Regions from separate parts of the Homo sapiens genome. Here region 1 is linked to region 2. A link is a loop called in an ENCODE intact Hi-C map of the cell type or tissue named here. Cell type or tissue: natural killer cell. All regions are shown on one strand. Each heading gives the region's core, and the rest is flanking DNA. Links, peaks and the distances in the headings are about the cores only.

Region 1 (2,925 bases), core at 306-2,805, 66 kb after region 2:
TGTTCTTGATTTTAAAAAAAGATGGATAGGATTGGTTATTGAACTTTGATATTAAATAAAGTTTTAGTGATAGTATTTCAAATTGTCCCGTTATTTGATGCCCCAGAGGCTATTACACCTGCAGGTGGTGCATAATAGTAAGATTCGGGATGTGTTCCTTTTCCCTAAAAGGTGGGAGACCCAGCACTGAAATAGGTGCAAAAGAGAATCATGTCTTTCCGCCACAGGCACGCTGCCAGGCAGATAAGCTTAGAAAAAAGTGGTTGACTTCAGGCATCTGGAAATTGATTTCATCGAAACTATCCATGTACCAGTTTGAAACCCACTATTTTATATAACCCCTGAAATCACTTTAACTCAATACAGTCATTTACTGTTTGTCTTCAAGCCAAATGTTGTACATATTATAAGTGCTTACATTTTTTCCTCCTTTGATTTAATGACATTATCACTGGGGGGAATTTTTAATGCTAAGACAGTTTGTGTGACAGTTCATTGGATATTGGAAACAAGTAGAGAGTATAAGTAGAGAAACATGGATAATCTGTAATAATATATAATAATAAAACAAAAAAAAATGAGGAGGAGGAGGAGAGGCAAAAACAAGGTCAGTAGGCCTAGGCGTTGGTCATCTTATGGAGGGTAAAGTATTAATAATAGGCTGGACGCACAGCAACTTCTCTCACCCAGCATTGTTCAAAGCAGGAAGTGCTGAGTCAGATGTTTTTCCTGTCACCTGCCCCATTTGAGGCTGCAATCCAAGGCACAGGTGCTGTGGAAGGCAATAGCTTTCTATGAATCGCCTTCCTTGCAACTATTGCTGCAGCCTATCGTTTAGAGAATATTTTAAAATTTAATTTTCCAAGACTCTAGAGATTGCATAAGCATCCTACATGTGCCAGCCGCTGGGCTTTGAAATCTTCCTCTGCCTTGCAGCGAGGCCGCACCTCCCGTGGGCGGCTCCCAGCCCGTGATGGAAGCGAAGGGATGCTGGAGCAGATCTGTTTCGGGAGGCGGGCAATTTCGCGGACTGCTGTCTCAGGCTCCAGGACTCCCCGGCCGGCTTTGCCAAGTTGGACTGCGTGGTGGTCCAGGGCGCTTCCACCCAGCCTCTCTGCCTCTCCTATTTACTCGGCGTCAGACTTGCATCGCGGCCTGATGCCTCTCTCAGCTTTTTGTGGACCCTTGACTACCTGACCTCGCGCAGGCACTAACACGTATCCCTGCTCCTCACAACACGTCCGCCCCCACCCCGAGGACCCGAAACTAAAATAGCTCACACCAAAGAAACAGGTTCGGATGCATGAAGGTTCGCCACTGCTGCCCCCCAAAGGCAAAAGCCGTCGTTACCGTTTCTACCAAAGATAACTGAGTCCAAAAGCCAGGGCGACCTGATCAGCAAAGTTTAAGTTACAAGGCCGTGCCTGGCTGTATGGAAGCCTGATCAAGTAGTTCTGATTTCTTACCTGGAGAGCAGGACTGAAAATGTGGGAAATTCCATAAACATAGGAAAGCTTTCCAATGATGCCAGGAAATCGTGACAAATATCCACTTTGCTAACATACCTCCAAACCAAAGTAAACTACACAACATCAAGTTCCAGGTACTTGAGCCTCCAGTAATAAAATGGTAAACTAAGCAGTTTGGACCAGGCCTTCTGGTGAAAGTGAGAACTGGACAATGTATGAAAAATATCTGCTTGAAAGATACCTTCCTGAAGGATCAGAGAGCTAACAGGGTGGTGAAGAGTTCGCGTAAAAGACATAAATTCAGAGACTTAAGCCTAACATTTGAGACAGCTTTGCCTTTCAGGGCATTTGCCAGTGCGTAAAGAGGTAGCTGAGAGACAGAATTTTTTTTTACAGCCTCCCAGGGCTATGGGTACAAGAGTGGAGGCCAGAGCCTGCCAAGAGTGGGAACAGCATGGAAAACCTATATTTTGGGTTGAGGCTGCAAAGTCCACACCCAACAAATAGGAATAAATTGAAAGTAAACTTAGACTGGCCCCAGAGGGATATCACATTATAGATAATATTAAGTCCTGAACTTGGATCAAGGTGATTATTCTCAATGGTATATGTTCATTGGAATCATCTGGAGAACCTTAAAAATATCGCTACTTGAGCCCACAGATTCCCAGAATTCCAGATATTCTGATTTAATTGGTCTGGATTTTCGCCTGGGCATTGAGATATTTTATATCTACCCAGATTATTCTAATGGGTAGCCAAGGCTGAAACCCACTCAGCTAGTTCTGCCTGGCAGAAGCAAAATACTTTAAAATACCTATATTTACTCCATTCAGGAAGATAAAGATATAGTTGAGCATTTGGGCAGAAAATCAGAAACTTAAAAAAGACAAAGCCAATTTAGAAAGAGCCAAAAAGAAATTTTAGAACTGAAAAATACAAAAGCAAAACAAAATTAGGAACTCAGTTTCTTAATTAAGAAACTCGGTTTCGTAATTAAGAATGAGTTTCATAGTTACTGTCATTTAGCCAAAAAGAATTATAAATTGCAAGAAAATACTAAAAAATACCTGGAAAAATAAAAGGATGAAAAACACAGAAGAGATGAAAAGAGTAATAGATGTAATAGTGGGAAGTTCTAACAAGCTTTTAAGAAATGAGAAAGAAAATGCTTTAGAAGCAATATCTGAGAGTTGAAAGCCTATATATTCAAAAAGTCTGATGGCCCTGAAGCAAGATAAATTTTAAAAAATCTACATCTGGGGACATCATAGTAAAAAAAAAATGAAAAGGCAAGAGTAGTTAGAGAAAAAAGATTACTTTCAAAGAAGCAGCAATTGATTGAGAACCGATTCCAAACAGAAATGAAGAAAACCAGGAGACAATGAGACGACAGCTCACCCATGCTGAAAGAAAATAATCGCCAACCCAGAATTCTGTAGCTAATGAAAACATC
Region 2 (2,885 bases), core at 386-2,885:
GGAATTATTTCATTTTCATTTTTAAAGGACAGTTTTGCTGGATATAGGATTATTGGTTGAGATTTTTGAGCACTCTGAATATATTATCCCACTGCTTTCTGACCTCTACTGTTTCTGCTCAGAAGTCAGTTGTTAACCTTACTAGCATTTCCTTGTAAGTGATGAGGAGTTTTTGTCTTGCTCCTCTCAAGATCTTCTCCTTATCTTTGACTTTCAGTATTTTTAACATGCTATGTCTATTTGTGGATTTCTTTGCATTTACTTTGAGTTCATTGAGTTCCCTGGATATGTAGGTTAATGTCTTTCAATAAATATGGGGTGTTTCCAGCCATTATTTCACTGAATATATTTTTGCTTTCTCTCTGTTCTCCTGGTACTCCTGTTCCATGGACTTTGGTGCACTAATGGTGTCCCACATTTCTCTGAGGCTCTGCTCTGTTCATTTTTTTCATTCCTTTTTTCTCCACTGTTTTTGAGAGAGCCCTTAAGGCACACGGACTTCTCCATCTTCTGTTGCAAATGAAGTCAATTCCTTCAGCAAGAAATTAGGAGCTATCAGTTTTATGAACTCCTTAGGCCACACTGGCAAAATCACTAAGCCCAAGCTCTGGAACAGGGAGTGGAAGAATGGCATGTTTTTCTTTGAGTGACACCCCCACTTAAGGAGCTTAGCACTCTCCTGTGGTCTTCTCAGCTTGCCTCGTGTGGTATGGAACCACAGCCTCCTGGGCATTGGGGCCCCAGTGTTCCCAACAGTACTTTACAAGAGAGCCCCTACCTCTTGAGAGCACTCAGCTGGAACTGAGCCGCTGCAACTGGCAGTAGGTCAGGATGAGAAATGATGACGTCCTCCTCCTCCAAGGAGGAAAGCCTTCCCTCCCCCAGGAGCTGGAGCTCTTGAAGGCAAGATCTGAAGTAAAATTTCTGGCTCATTAACTGGGAGAGGAAAGGGAGGCAGTGGTCTTGGTTCAAATATCACAGACTCTTGCTTTTCTTATCCAATTCTTGTAGGTATTTTTGAATAGATGCTTCTTCATTTGCTCAATGTCCTTTGGACCATTTCCAGAGGCTTTAAAAAGTTGTTTTGTTTTGTTTTTAAATAATTTTCACTAGTTTTACTGGGGACCAGCATCATGGGTCTCCTCAGGCTGTCATGCCAGAAGACAATCTCTGCAATTTTACTTTTGAAGAATTTATATTATATTGTCAACTGTTTATGACATCCTAAAATCAGGCAGAGACAGACCTGAAGACTTTGACTTCCAGTGGAGATACAATTTAGTTTTAAGTGGGAAAGGTATATTTGCAAGTGAACTGACATTACAATGGTTCAATCTCTGGGAAATATTTTCACATCATGATGACTTCTATTCCCTCTAAAACCATATAACTGCAAGGATGCATACATAATCAGCTGAAGAGGATTCCCATAGAATATCAGCAGTAAAAGAAATATTGCATAACAGATGGAAAAAGCAACTGACTTGACTACATAGAATAAATTTCAAGTAAAAAGCAAGCCCAAAGTCAAAGAGTACACTAGAGTAAAATCTGTGGCAAGTACAGAAAAGCATTAATATCTTTTATGTAAAAAGTTTTAATCGACCAGAAACACCTAATGTCTGAATAGAAAAAAAGGTGAAGAATATGCTCAACTGTCAGAAGCTATACTAATAACGAATGATAACATCTAAAAAGCTCTCCTTTAATAATAACTAGAGACGTAATTTAAGACAGCAGTAATGGCTGGTTTTTGCATTGTGTAGTAGCACACATACACAGCTAGATGGAGTGTAAATTATTATACTCATCTCAGAAAGCAATTTGGCAAAACACAGCGAGACGATTTTTACTTTTAAGATGCAATATGATGGAAATTTTAAAAAATCACCTTTATGTATAAAAATGTTTATCGCAGCATCATGAAGAAAAGCTATAAACATATATATGCAAAATAAAACGTTTAAATAGATTATGTTGCATCCATAGAACCATATACAACACAGACATTAAAAATAGTATTTTATACGGCTGTTAAATCATAATAAAAAAGTAACTGAAAAATGGAAACTAATTTTATTCACACTGCTACATGTACAAACACAGAGGAAAAAAATAATAATAAGAGGACAATGACTATTTATGAATTGTGGGCAAAAGTGATTTTTCTTTTTTATACTTTCCAATAAAATTATCTTCCAAGAACAAATTAGAGTGATTAAAATAAAAATTAAAACATTTAATCACAAAATTATATATTTATAATTTAAATAAATTACACATTTATATAAAAAGAGGAAAATTTAAAAGCACCTATAATCCTACCAACTGCTGTTAATAATTTTAAATACGGTCTATGTATATATACACAATATTGTTATAGTTGGGAAAATAGAACTAAACATTTAAAGAATTAAAATACATTTAAAAACCTACTTTGTCATCCACTGAATTTTAAGATCTCGTAATGCTTCAGTAAACTCTTCTTTTAAATCTTTCTCTTTTTCTGAATCTTTTTCCTTATCTTTGCTGCCATTCTTAGTCTTTGTTGGTGGAGGTATTAAGTAGTAATGAACAGGGATTACATCCTACGAATGTGGAGAGAGATTCTTAGATTAATATGCTTAATTTTACATACATCAAAATCATCTTCAACAGCTACATGTCATGTAACATGGGCTGCACCTAAGTTGTACTACACTGTATTCTAGATTCTAAGGGTCACAATACACCAAAAATTCCAATCTCTGGTCACAGTAATTTTCTCACAAACTGATGCTGAGTACTGATACTTCAAATATCTCCTTTAAAATAAAAGAGATAAGAACATACTTTTCTCCATTTGAGTATATTTGGTATTCTTGGCTTTACTTGGCAGACAGATG

The links. A loop is a pair of places that touch in the nucleus more often than their neighbours do. Peaks named below come from ENCODE experiments on the same cell type or tissue, not always from the same donor. Only the 100,000 strongest peaks of a DNase experiment are listed, where the experiment ranks them.
Region 1: a loop joins it to region 2, with 8 times the contacts of the local background. A loop is called at or near these places in 23 of 110 quality-filtered maps.

What each region holds. Positions count from the first base shown.
Region 1 is chr13:102,590,487-102,593,411 of GRCh38, reverse strand. It overlaps LOC107984588 (a long non-coding RNA gene), which reads left to right. Exons shown (of 2, transcript XR_001749984.3): 2 at 1-75. Among named protein-coding and RNA genes, the nearest start is that of TPP2, 5.0 kb to the left of the region's middle. RefSeq lists enhancers at 416-963, 844-1,173, 1,204-1,423, 964-1,513 and a silencer at 1,199-1,374. In natural killer cell, for the core only: CTCF peaks have their summits at 1,125 and 1,325; DNase peaks (open chromatin) are centred at 731 and 1,321; H3K4me3 peaks cover 768 bases; H3K27ac peaks cover 1,520 bases.
Region 2 is chr13:102,656,759-102,659,643 of GRCh38, reverse strand. TPP2 (tripeptidyl peptidase 2) reads right to left here. Exons shown (of 30, transcript NM_001330588.2): 25 at 2,437-2,588. Among named protein-coding and RNA genes, the nearest start is that of METTL21C, 37 kb to the left of the region's middle. In natural killer cell, for the core only: CTCF peaks have their summits at 1,583 and 1,788; no DNase peak of the experiment used is centred there.